Regions from separate parts of the Homo sapiens genome. Here region 2 is linked to region 1. A link is a contact called in ENCODE Hi-C or POLR2A ChIA-PET data. All regions are on one chromosome and are shown on one strand. The core of a region is the stretch at or near the end of the contact, and the rest is flanking DNA. Distances in the headings are between cores, read along the strand shown.

Evidence for each region. A loop is a pair of places that touch in the nucleus more often than their neighbours do. ChIA-PET counts read pairs that join two places held with the same protein, here RNA polymerase II (POLR2A). Pooled maps may share reads with other maps.
Region 2: a pooled map shows a loop between it and region 1 (4-fold over the local background). The contact joins the promoter of MED18 here to the enhancer-like site in region 1. A Hi-C loop is called at or near these places in 1 of 50 pooled maps. POLR2A ChIA-PET finds 5 or more read pairs at or near these places in 2 of 52 experiments (AG04449 and activated CD4-positive, alpha-beta T cell).

Annotation. Positions count from the first base shown.
Region 1 is chr1:23,611,777-23,618,791 of GRCh38, reverse strand. No RefSeq gene overlaps it. Among named protein-coding and RNA genes, the nearest start is that of MDS2, 12 kb to the left of the region's middle. RefSeq lists an enhancer at 5,923-5,972. Within about 2 kb of position 5,236, at least 7 of the 41 ENCODE cell types and tissues checked have a DNase peak (open chromatin) inside an H3K27ac peak, as active enhancers do.
Region 2 is chr1:28,324,654-28,331,190 of GRCh38, reverse strand. It overlaps MED18 (mediator complex subunit 18), which reads right to left and starts at 2,151. Exons shown (of 3, transcript NM_017638.3): 1 at 2,011-2,151; 2 at 456-594. The coding sequence starts at 528. RefSeq lists enhancers at 1,102-1,609, 1,610-2,117.

The DNA of each region.
Region 1 (7,015 bases), core at 3,987-6,486:
TCAAGAACCAAATGAGATGAGCCAGGAGGATCCCTGTGAGAAGGGCCGGATGGCATTCCCCTTTACCCATGGAGCTCACTGCAGTGTGCAGCGATGGCCCAAGGGTGGAGAGGAAGGTCAGGCTGGGTCCTGCCCTTGGGGGCTCATGTCCCAGTTAGCCCACGACGCAAAGGCCCAGGTGTGATGGGAGCACAGAAGAGGGGGGAAGCCGACTCTCTGGGCAAGGGGGATCAGGCTGGTACAGGGGGTACTTCCCAGAGGAGTCAGCCTTGACGGGACTCTCTGAAAAATGGTTGTAGCTCAGGTGGGGAGAGGGGCAAGGCACGTGCTGGACAGAGACGGATTCCAGCAGAAAAGTCCAGAGACAAGAAAGGGGGTAGTGTGCTCAGGAAAAGGGCGTGAAACGTGACTGAAATGCAGGATGGGGAGAGGAAATGGATTCAAGATAAAGTCAAATTGGAGCCGGGCATGGTGGTGCACGCCTGTAATCCCAGCTACTTGGGAGGCTGAGGCAGAAGAATCACTTGAACCCCAGAGGCAGAATTTGCAGTGAGCCAAGATCACACCACTGCACTCCAGCCTGGGTGACAGAGTGAGACTCTGTCTCAAAAAAAAAATTTAAAAAAAAAAAAAGATGAAGTCGAATTGGGAATGGCCTCCAGTTACCACCCTAGGAAGCTCAGACTTTATCCTGAGGTTGACAGGGAGCCACGCAGGGTTTGCAGCAGGAGTGACATGGTCAGTTGTGGGTTCTAGAAAGATCTCTGTGGTAGGCTGGGCATGGTGGCTCACACTTGTAATCCCAGCACCTTGGGAGGCCAAGGCAGGTGGATCACTTGAGGTCAGGAATTCAAGACCAGCCTAGCCAACATAGTGAAACCCCGTCTCTACTAAAAATACAAAAATTAGCCAGGTGTGGGGGTACGTGTCTATAGTCCTAGCTACTTGGGAGGCTGAGGCAGGAGAATTGCTTGGACCCGCGAAGCGGAGGTTGCCGTGAGCCGAGATTGCACCACTACACTCCAGCCTGGCCAACAGAGTGAGACTCCATCTCAAAAAAAAAAAAAATCTCCATAATAGGTATGGAGGATGGACAAAGGGGGAGGAAAGGGAGGACAGATTCAAGTTGTTGTGGTGAGCTGAAGGAGGCCTGAACCAAGGTAATGGCAATGGGGTGGGGTGGGGGGGAGTTGGGCAAGAACTTTCTGAAACTGAACAGCAGTAGATCCAGGAGAACAATTAGAGGGAGAGACACAAAATAAAGGTGACAGAATTTCCTGTATCAGGAGCTGAGGTAGATGATGACAGCATTAACCCAGGAAGGTGGCAGGCAGAGCGAGGTCACCTTTGAGGTACCTCCCAGATGTCCATTTCCTCAAGAACTGACTGCACTACACACCCAGATATAGGACTAGATAAGACCCAAGATCATCGAGGGAGAGGCAAGAGAGAGAGAATATTAGGAATCTTTTGGTCGTAAGTGACAGAAACTCAGTTCAAATTAGGTTATGGAAAACAAAACAAAAAGAAAAACGATACTACAAACGTAGTGGCCCCTTTATCTTAGAGTTTCAAGGGTGAGTCAAACTTCGGGCATTGCTGGATCCAGGGTTTCCAGTGATGACATTGGGTTATCTCCCCATCACACCCATCAGTCAGTTCTGTTTGTCTCTGCCTTTCTTTAAGAATGGGGCTTCTCGGCCGGGCATGGTGGCTCAAGCCTGTAATCCCAGCACTTCGTGAGGCTGAGCCAAGCGGATCACTTGAGGTCAGGAGTTCAAGACCAGCCTGGCCAGCATGGTGAAACCCTGACTCTACTAAAAATACAAAAATTAGCCAGGTGTGGTGGTGAGTGCCTATAATCCCAGCTACTTGGGAGGCTGAGGCAGGAGAATTGCTTGAACCCGGGAGGCGGAGGCTGTAGTGAGCCAAGATCGCACCACCACACTCCAGCATGGGTGACAGAGTGAGACTCTGTCTCAAACAAAAAAAAAAAAAAAAAAAGAATGGGCCTTCTCTCCCATGGCAGATAGGCATTCTCCAGTCCCAGGAAAGATGCTCAAATGTTTACATCCTACCAGCTCTCATTTCAGGAGAGAGCCAAGCTTCGCCACTGGCTCCATCGAAAGTTCCAGGGAGGGCTCTGATTGGCTCAGCTTGTATCACATGCCCAGGCCCAAACCAATCACTGTATATCAAGGAAAATGGGACACTGTAATTGGCCTACTTGCCTTCCCAGTGGGTGGGGCCCTGTGAGGGATACCTGACCAGAGCACATGGACAGGAAATGAGAAGATTGGAAAAATATGCCGGGCAGACAAAAGAGGTTCCAGCCCTGCCTCAGTTTACAATGAGGCTTGAGGGCAGAACCCTGGGGAACACTAATATTCAAGGGTTGGCTGGAACTTGGGAAGGAGACTGAGGGGTATGAGAGAGGTTCTGGGAGAAGCAGCGTCTTCGAGGGAGGAGAGAAGTTCTACAAGGAGGTAATGGTCAAAGGCAAATTCTGGAAGGGGTCACTCACACTCACTGTTCTGGGCTCCAACCACCCACCCTCACCTGACATGGAAAGGCTCTGGGACCCGGTTTCACCAACACTGATTATGCCACCTCCCCCAGCAGAGTCTGTTTGCTTATCTGTGAAATGGGGGCAATGACAGAACACCCACCCCATAGGGTGACAGAGAAGGCTGAGTGAGAGACACTGAGAAATGCTTACCCCGGTGCAATGTAGCACCACTCAGGCACCATTCATTCATTTATTCATTTATTCATTCATTCATTCACTCACTCATTGAACAATCTTTAACTGAGTGCCTCCTTTGTATCAGTCCCTATGCCAAACACAGTGGATGTAAAGAAGACACAGGGATCTGAGGATGCGTGGGATACAGACCTGATGGTGGATGGTTATGATACAGGGTGATAAGTGCTGAAGGGACTGGGTTTTGCAAGCCCAGAGAAATTTGGTCCACATGGAGGCCCCAGGGCAGCCCCCTGAGGAGACAACATTTGAGATGACATTTCATGAGCACTCACCATGGGTCAGGCACTGGGTGTGCCAAGCGTTTCCACGTTGTTCCTGTGACGTCGGGGAGGGGATGGGGCCCAGAGAGGGTGGGAGGCTTACTCAGGGTCACCGTGCTCGTAAGTGGGGACACCAGGGCTGGCCCACCTCCACTGGATGAGTTTGCCAGATGGGGAGAGAGGAGAGACAGGATGTCAGGCAGAGGGCAAAAGACAATGTGACCCAATCCTCTAGGATGGGGAGAGGAAGCTGGGATTCCCATAGGGAAAGCCCATATCTGTAGAAGGGTGGGCCAGAGGCAGTAGGACAAGGGCAAGGTGAGAGCCATGACCTCCAGCAAGTCCTGTGCCTCCTGGAACCTCCGTCTCCTCCTCTATGAACTCAGGATAAGGACATCTATTATATTATCTTCATCTCCATTTTACAGGTGAGAAACAGATTAGATCAAGGCTATCCAGTTGCAGAGCCCACGAGCTGAGCCATGCACTGTGGTTCTGCTGGAGCAGATGAGATGTATGAGTTCCCTGCAAACCCTCCTGTTTGTCTCAAGAGTGGGAGCCATGAAAAGCACCCCAAGAGTAGGGGGGAGACTTCATGGGAGCAGCCCTCAGAGAGACCCAGAAGATGCTCCTGTGCTCCTACCCAGAAATTCAGTCTCTTAAGGACCTTAGAGACAGTTTCATTCATGCATTAGTGAGGAGCGATGCCTACAACTTGCAAATGGAGAAACTGAGTTCAGAAAGGAGGGAGTGACTTGTCCAAGGTCACACCACAAGCTGGTGGTAGAAATCCCTCCAGAATGCAGGCATCCCAACATCTGGTTTTGTCCATTTCTCCATTCCCCTGACTCCTCACAAATGACTTGTCCCCTTGTCCCCAGCATGGTGATCTCTACCGGTCCTGAGCATTTAATATGGGCCAGACTCTTCGCCTTACTCTGACTCTCCAAGCCACCCTATGAAGTGGTATCCAAAGGCAACTTACTTACTTAAATACATGGCTTATTGATAGTATGTTACAAAACACATAAAATAATAATTGATGTATCTGCATTTCATGACCACCCTATAAATTGCACAATTCCTATTTTACAGATGAGAAAATTAAGGCTCAGAGATGGGAAAAGACTGTCTCAGGGACACACAGCGAGCAAGCAACAGGGTGAGGATTAGTATCCAGGCATCTCTGACTCCAAAGCAGGGGTGTCTTGTCCACACCCCAAGCTGCTGTCAGGGAACAGATGGGAGAGCCTGCAAGGGGAGGTGAGAGGAAGGTGCTGAGCCCCAGTCATGAGCGAGGTGACAGTTATTGTAGTGGCTAAACAGGTGGCCCCTGAGATCAGGCTGCCTGGGCTGGAATCCTGGTCTACCACTCCTTAGCACTGTGCGTTCAGGCAAACCATTGGTCCGCTCTGAGCCTTGACTTCCTTATCTGTAAAATGGGCGTGGTAATAATATGCCACCCTCATTAGGTTCCTGGAAGGGTTAAATGAGTGTGTAGCCCATGGTACATGCAATGGAAGTGCTGCCTCTTATTTGTGTGGCATTCTGCAGTGACTGTCTCGTGTACTCTCAATAGTGCTTATAACTCTTACGGGTTCTGGAGCTAGCCACCTGGCCTCTGCTACCACTTCCTAGCAGGGCGGCAGAGCTTAGAGGGAGATTTAAGGTGAGGATGGTGAGGTTTAAGTCCTGGGTCCCTCATTGGCATGGCCTTGTACTTCATTATTTAAAGAGACCCCCCCGCCCTCAGTATTGTATAACCTTTACTGACATCCTGCCAAGCCTGGATCTGCCCCTGTGTGAGGAACTCTACCTCTCTGTGTGCCTCAGTTTTCTCATCTGTTAAGTGGGAAGAATGTTAATTGTGCCAAATAAATGAATTAATACGTGTAGAATGCTTTAAAAGTGCCTGGTGCATAGTAAATGCCCAATACCTATTGGCTTCTTAAGTAAATCTCCAGTGGTAAATGTGCTTAAGTGCTAGTAAACGTGTTAAATGCTTTCCATGTGTCATGTGGTTTCATTATTTTTAATCTTCACAACAAACCATCCCATTTTCAGAGAGGTGAAGTAACTTGCCCGAGGTGACAGACTGTGGAAGCCAAATGGGTCTGACTCCAGAGCCAGGCCCCTGACCACCGTGCCAGCTACTTCCCTGTTGATGAGGGTTCCCTCCCCTCCCCACTGGCAGCTGAACCTGGAGGACTCAGGTCACACCTCCAGCAGGTACTGTCTGCCAGGCCCAGGTCACCTGAAGGTGGCCTATGAGGCCCCTGCAGGAAAGAAGCCCCCATGTCCAGCTGGGCCCAGGCCCTGCCCCACCTCGCACCCTCATCCCTCCTGCCCCCTAGAGCTTCCTCCTGAGCTCCCGTCACCAGAGGCCCTGGCCCAGGTGGGGCGGGGGCTAACGGGTGACAATGACCGATTTAGAAAGTAAAGTTGCTTCTCAAACAAATAAGAAAGAAGAGGAAAGAAATGGCCTGCCCGCTTCCTGCCCCACTCTCTCTTCCAGCACCTGGGGCCCAGCTGCAGGCTTTTCACTGCTTGTTTGTTCATCCTGCCTCGAGAAGCCTCTTCTTGAAGCCCCAGGCCCCCTCCATATGGGCGTTGGGATAATTGTTGAGCCAGTGGAAATAAGCACCCTCCATGATTGTTGTATTGTCATCGTCTCCAGTATTGTTTTGGACAACAATACCAGTAATCATAACAATCTGGGTTTCCTGCGGTTGGGAGGGGGGGACTACCAGCTTCGACTTGGGAGAAGTCCCCCTGGCTCTGCAGTTTCTGAGATGTGGAGGCCTGAGCAGGTCATAACTCCTCTCTGGGCCTCAGTTTCCTTGTCTGCAAAATGGGGACAGGGTGATGGTGAGGGCTGAATGGGGCAAGCATGGCCTGTGAAGCATAGTGCATGGCCCTGGTGGGAACCATTCAGTTGATTACTATGAAAGCCAGGGTCACACAGAAGCAATTTTAAGAGCCTCCTCAGACAAGGTTGGAAAGCTCAGTGGACTCCAGGATACAATGCTTATAAAGCCCTTGGTGTGTTTCTAATAACTGCTCTGAGTGCTTTATGTATTATCATTCATTTCATCCTTACCACAACCAGATGAAGCAGATGCTATTGCTGTTCCTATTTCATAGATGAGGAAACTAAGATGCAGAGAAATGACTTGTCCAAGGTCAGCACAGCTGGTAGGTGCAATTGGGGATGTGGATGCAGCCTTTCCAGGTCCAGGATCGGTGCTCTAAGCTGCATACACTGCCCTGGGGTCAGGGTCTGGCTCTGAAGGGTCTGACTTGCCTCGCGATCGTGGACAAGTCATTTGCCTTCTAAGCCTCAGACTTCTTCTACAAAATGAGCAGCCCATGATACCTGCCTGTAGATGTTGTACAATCCTAAAGGAGAGTTGTGGTCAGATTAGCGACAATGTAGAGAAAGACAATGAATGAGTACACCAGGGGTTCAGGAAGCCATGGCTGACTGCGATCATTATTATTAGTTTTAAAGTCACAGGCAAGAGGCAGCCTAGAGGATGCTGAGGGCCCTGCCCAGCTTTGAAAGTCTAAATCCTGTGGTTGCAGCTGGGGAGTGACTCCGGGAGGCACCTGGTGAGAGGTGGCTCCACCCGTTGGGGCTAAAAAAATCCCTGAGGCTGCCACCGTGCAATCTGCCAGTCACCTGCTCCAACTAATGGCAAACTCTCCAACCCTGCTTCCCTGCCCCTACCCCCACCCCCTATGAGCTGTGTGGCCCTGGAGAAATCATCTGACCTCTCTAAGTTTCTGGAAAAAAACACTGACCTTGTAGAGCTTTGTTGGATTGGAAATAGTGCCTAGCAATAGGTAGTTGCTACCAGGTGATGAGAACCTGCACTTTGAGGCCCACTTGTGTTCCAGTCCTGGCTATGCTACTTCCTGTTGTGTGACCTTGGGCAGGTTGCTTAGCCTCTCTGAGACTCAGTTTCCACAACTGGAAAATGGATTA
Region 2 (6,537 bases), core at 902-3,401, 4.7 Mb before region 1:
ACAGAGTCTCACTCTGTCGCCCAGGCTGGAGTGCAGTGGCGCGATCTCGGCTCACTGCAACCTCTGCCTCCCAGGTTCACACCATTCTCCTGCCTCAGCCTCCTGAGTAGCTGGGACTACAGGTGCCCGCCACCACGCCGGGCTAATTTCTTTTGTATTTTTAGTAGAGACAGGGTTTCACTGTGTTAGCCAGGATGGTCTCCATCTCCTGACCTCGTGATCCGCCCACCTCGGCCTCCCAAAGTGCTGGGATTATACGCGTGAGCCACCATGCCCAGCCAAGATGGCAAATTTAGTATGTTTAGTGCATATAAAACTATAATTTAAAGTAACAGTTAAAAACATAGCTGGGTGCCAGAAACTGTGCAGGCTGCTTTTGTGTTAAGTCTCTCATCTTAAGGGAAGCTGAACAGAGAAGAGGAAAACAGGTAATCCAAGTTCCCTAGTTCACTTACCCTGCAACAGGTACTCCATCATGTTAATGGTGCCCCCAGTGACAGGCATCATGGTGACTGGAGGTGCCTCCATGGTGTCTAAGTTGAAGACAACACAACTGGACTCAGAGCCCCCAGTCAGGTAAGGCACGGGATATACCTGGAAAAGAGTTCACTTGTTTATACATCAAAGTGGTGGAGAGAGACCAGATCTGTTGTGGCACTGGCCTTCAAATCAAAGATTCATTCATTCAAAAACGTTTGAGTATTTCCTTATATGGCCAGTTCCAGGAACTGATGACACAGAAATATAGAAAGGAGATCTGGTCATGGAGTTACAGCATTACCTTCTAGTCTCAAGTTCTGAAACCTCCACATTACCTGTGCAATCTTGAGAAAGTCCTATCTATAACCCCTCACCCTGGGACTCAATGTCTTCCTTATAAAATGAGGCCAGTGATTTTTTTTTTTTTTTTTTTTTGAGACGGAGTTTCACTCTTGTCGCCCAGGCTGGAGTGCAATGGCGCAATCTCTGTTCACTGCAGCCTCTGCCTCCCAGGTTCAAGCGATTCTCCTGTCTCAGCCTCCCGAGTAGCTGGGATTACAGGCGCCCGCAACCAAGCCCAGCTAATTTTTTTTGTATTTTTAGTAGAGACGGGGTTTCGTCATGTTGGCCAGGTTGGCCTCGAACTCCTGGCCTCAGGTGATACTCAGGTGATCCGGCCTCCCAAAGTGCTGGCATTACAGGTGTGAGCCACCGTGCCCGGCCAAAGGCCAGTGATTTTTAACTCCCAAGGCTATGTGGCTCAAACGAGATAATAAAGAGGCAACAAAATTCAGAAGAACTGAAAAAGTGACTTAAGGGACCTTCGTTTTATAGATGAGGATATTGAGACTTGGAGAGGGACAGAAGGATACACACAGCAAGTTGGTAGCAGAGTTTGGACCAAACTAACATCTAGGCGTTCTATCTCTCTGAAAATGCCTTCCCCCGTACGCTTTTCTTTTTTGGTGACAGGATCTCGCTCTGTAGCCCAGGCTGCAGTGCAGTGGGGAGTTCCTAGCTCACTATAACCTCGAACTCCTGGGCTCAAGCCGAGTAGCTGGGACTACTACAGGCGGGAGACCACACTGCGGCTAGCCTAAAAATGCCTTTTAAAGAGAGCCAAGGCCGGGCGCGGTGGCTCACGCCTGTAATCTCAGTACTTTGGGAGGCCGAGGCCGGCGGATCAACTGGAGGTTGGGAGTTCGAGACCAGCCTGACCAACATGAAGAAACCCCGACTCTACTAAAAATACAAAAAATTAGCCAGGCCTGGTGGCGAGCGCCTGTAATCCCAGCTCCTCAGGAGGCTGAGGCAGGAGAATCGCTTGAACCCGGAAGGCGAGGTTGCGGTGAGCCGAGATCGCGCCATTGCACTCCAGCCTGGGCAACAAGAGCGAAACTCCGTCTCAAAAAAAAAAAAAAAAAAAAAAAGAGAGAGAGAGCCAAGGGGAAGTTATTTTAAGATGATGGTATATAGGTCCTTCTAAGCCGGCATCCATAACACGTATCCAATTAAACACTAGAAGCACACCTCCTTGAGGCTGTAGTGTCTTCTCGAGAAGCCGGGAATTATATCCACCCGCGCACCTAGGAGCTTTTGAGCGACGATTAGATACCAGCACTCCGGTTACCCGAGCCCGGGAAGCCCCCAGATCGGTGCAACCAGCCAACTTCCTCCTCTTCTCACTTCCGGTCGGAAGCCGACGTCTCACAAACCTCGAAACTGCCGTTCCCAAACGTATGGGTGCCGAGAAGGCCGAAGAGCTTCATTGCGGACAGACAATCAGAGGCGCATGCGCAAAATTCCGGGCTGCTGTATGAAAGATGGCGGCCTCCTTTGGCGCTTTCCTCCGGGCGCTACCTGGATCCTTGACGTCATAGGCCATGCTCTAGGAAAATCTTTTTAGGTTTGACAACCTGGAGATGTATTTGTGTAGAAAGTCTCTTGGAACTGATAGGACTTACAGAGATTATAGTGGGTTTCAAAAGAAAAAAGAACTGAGGGGTTGGGCGCGGTGGCTCACGCCTGTAACCCCAGCACTTTGGGAGGCCGAGGCAGGCGGATCACTTGAGGTCAGGAGTTCGAGACCAGCCTGGCCAAGATGGTAAAACTCCGTCTCCATTAAAAATACAAAAATTAGCCGGGCATGGTGACGCGCGCCTGTAATCCCAGCTACTAGGGAGGCTGAGGTGGGAGAATCGCTTGAACGCGGGAGGCGGAAGTTGCAGCGAACCGAGATCGCGCCACTGCATTGTAGCCTGGGCTACAGAGAGAGACTCTGTCTCAAAAAAAAAAAAGAGTCTGGAAAAGGAGTAGGTCCAGATCCAGGAGTACTCTGCAGTGCCATACCAAAGAATACATGTGAGCTTTAAAAGAACCCTGGCTACAACATGGAGAAAAGTTTGGGAAAGGAGAGAGCCTAGAGAAAAAAGACCAGGCCGGACACGGTGGCTCAGGCCTGTAATCCCAGCACTTTGGGAGGCCAAGGCGGGCAGATGGCTTGAGTTCAGGAATTCAAGACCAGCCTGAACAACATGGTGAAACCCTGTGTCTACAAAAAATACAAAAAATTAGCTGAACGTAGTGGCTCGCACCTGCAGTCCCAGCTACTTGGGAGGCTGAGGTGGGAGGATTGCTTGAGTCCAGGAGGCAGAGGTTGCAGTGAGCTGAGATAGCGCCACTGCACTCCAGCCTGTGCAACAGAGGGAGATCCTGTCTGGAAAAAAATTAAAGAAAAACGACCAGTTAGGCGCTTTGGTACAACTCCAGCTGAGAAACAAATGTCAGAAAAAGATTTTAAAAATGTAAAAAGAGGACAGGCGCGGTGGCTCACGCCTGTAATCCCAGCACTTTGGGAGGCCGAGGGGGGTGGATCACGAGGTCAGGAGATCGAGACCATCCTGGCTAACGGTGAAACCCTGTCTCTACTAAAAATACAGAAAATTAGCTGGGCGTAGTGGCGGGCGCCTGTAGTCCCAGCTACTTGGGAGGCTGAGTCAGGAGAATGGTGTGAACCTGGGAGACAGAGCTGGCAGTGAGCCGAGATCGCACCACTGCACTTTAGCCTGGGCGACAGAGCAAGACTCCGGCTCAAAAAAAAAAGTAAAAAGAGGAAATTAGCCGGGTGTGGTGGCACACGCCTGTAGTCCCAGCTACTCAGGTGGCTCAGGTGGTCAAGAGACCAAAATTGCTTGAACCCAGGAGGCAGAGGTTGTAGTGAGCTGAAATTGCACCACTGCTCTCCAGCCTGGGCTACAGAGCAAGACTCTGTCCTCTATATATATATGGAAAATAATTCTTTAATGACTAACCAGAGGTAAAGACAGAGATGAAGGAGTCACAGATGTCTTGGGTGGCTATCGTAGCACTTTTTTTCTCTAAGCTAGGAAACACAGAGCAGTGTGGGTGAGACAGGAAAGATGAGTTCATATGTAGACCCACTGAGCATCAGGTGTCTGTGGGACACCCAAATGGCAAAGTTCAGGGGAGAGAAATGGGCTACAGATAGAGATTTCAAAACCATAGCCTCATAGATGGTAGCTAAAAGCCATGACATTGAATGAGATCATCGTGAAAGAGTGTACTAAGTAGGAAAAGAAGATTGACAAGGATTGCGTATGCCCTAGGGTTTAGGATGTGCCTCCTGATCAACCTGGTGATTCACAAGATTGGGCAGAGTGACCAGCTCTCAAGTGCTGTAATGATTAGAGGAGGCTGTGAACTTCTTTGGCCTCTCTTTTCCTATACAGACACTAATTGCAGCATAGAAAGTCCAGTGAATTACAGGTCATTTGAGGCACCATAGGGTTTACCCAGATTTTAGCTGGTATTTTAAAGAAGGGTAAATTTTTTTAAAAAGGTAGGGGAGATAGACAGAAAATGGGTAAACAATATGATAATACCTGAAGGAGGCCTGGAGATTACAGGGATGGGTTTCTCTGATAAGGATATGATGCCTAGAGCTTAGGATGGGGCCCACCCCTGTACTTTGCCACTACCCAGCTGTGCAACCATGGGCATTCACTTCCCCTCCCTGAGCCTCAGCTTCCTTTTTTTGTAAAATAGAGATAATAATAGTACTTTCAAAGGAGTTTGCCAAAATCAAATGAGATGGTTATAAAGCATTTAACATAGTGCTTGGCTTATTGTAAGCACTTAATATTTTTATTTTCTTTTATTTTTATTTAATTTTATTAATTTTTTTAGAGACGGAGTCTCACTATGTGAGACCCAGGCTGGTCTCAAACTCCTGGCCTCAAGCCATCCTCCCATCTTGACCTCGTAAAGTGCTGGGATTACAGGCATGAGCCATCATGCCTGGCGTGTAGGCATTTAATAAGCAGTAGTTATTAGCTTTTTTTTTTTTTTTTTTTGAGATGGAGTCTCGCTGTGTCGCCCGGGCTAGAGTGCAGTGGCGCAATCTCGGCTCACTCCACTTTCCGGGTTCACGCCATTCTCCTGCCTTAGCCTCCTGAGTAGCTGGGACTACAGGCGCCTGCCACTACGCCCAGCTAATTTTTTGTATTTTAAGTAGAGATGGGGTTTCACCGTGTTAGCCAGGATGGTCTCGATCTCCTGACCTCGTGATCCACCCGCCTCGGCCTCCGAAAGTGCTGGGATTACAGGCATGAGCCACCGCGCCCGGCCTTTTTTTTTTTTTTTTTTTGAGGCAGAGTCTTGCTCTGTTGCCCAGGCTGGAGTACAGTGGCGCGATCTTGGCTCACTGCAACCTCCGCCTCCTGGGTTCAAGCTATTCTCCTGCCTCAGCCTCCCAAGTAGCTGGATTACAGGTGCATTCTATTTTATTGTTTTCACTCTTTTTTAAATTCATTTTTTCAAAATTATTTTTTTCATTTTTCGGGGGAGTCACTGGATCTGTGAATGTATTTTGTGCATGGCTTATCTCCCTGGATAGATTGTAAACATCTTGAAGTGAGGAATCATATATATATACACATATACACACACACATATATATATATACACACACATATATACACATATATACACATATATATACATATATAAAAATGTATATCTACACATAAATATATATATATATATATATTTTAAACAGTCTCACTCTGTCACCCAGGCTGGAATGCAGTGGCGCCATCTTGGCTCACTGCAACCTTCGCCTCCTAGTTTCAAGTGATTCTTGTGCCTCAGCCTCCTGAGTAGCTGGGATTACAGGCGTGAGCCACCACGCCTGGCTAATTTTTGTAGTTTTAGTAGAGATGGGATTCACCATGTTGGCCAAGCTGGTCTTGAACCCCTGACCTCAGGTGATCTGCCTGCCTCGGCCTCCCAAAGTCCTGAGATTACAGGCGTGAGCCACCGTGCCCAGCCCCAGCCTTTTTTTCTTTCCTTTTTTTGTAGAGACAGGGTCTCACTATATTGACCAGGCTGGTCTCCAACTCCTGGGCTCAAGAAATTCTGCTGCCTAGGCCTCCTAAAGTGCTGGGATCATAGGTGTGAGCCACAACACCAAGTCAATATTTTTTTATATAGAGTACTTGCTGAAATGATAATATTTTGGATACTGGGGTTAAATAAAAATATTTTATTACATTTAATTTAACTTGTTTATTTATTTTTATTTATTTGTTTTGTTTTGTTTTGTTTTGAGACGGAGTCCTGCTCTGTCGTCCAGGCTGGAGTGCAGTAGCGTGATCTTGGCTCACTGCAACTTCTACCTCCCAGGTTTAAGCAATTCTCCTTCCTCAGCCTCCCCAGTCGCTAGGACTACAGGCGCCCGCCACCACATCTGGCTAATTTTTCTATTTTTTAGTAGAGACAGAGTTTTACCATGTTGGCCAGGCTGGTCTTGAACTCCTGACCTCAGGTGATCCACCTGCCTCAGCCTCCCAAAGTGCTGGGATTACAGGTGTAAGCCACTGAGCCCAGCTTATTTTTACAGGGTGCTACTAGAATATTTATTTATTTATATTTTTATTTATTTGGAGACAGAAGTCTTGCTCTGTCTTCCAGGCTGGAGTGCAGTGGCACAATCTGGGCTCACTGCAACCTCTGTTTCCCAGACTCAAGCAATTCTCA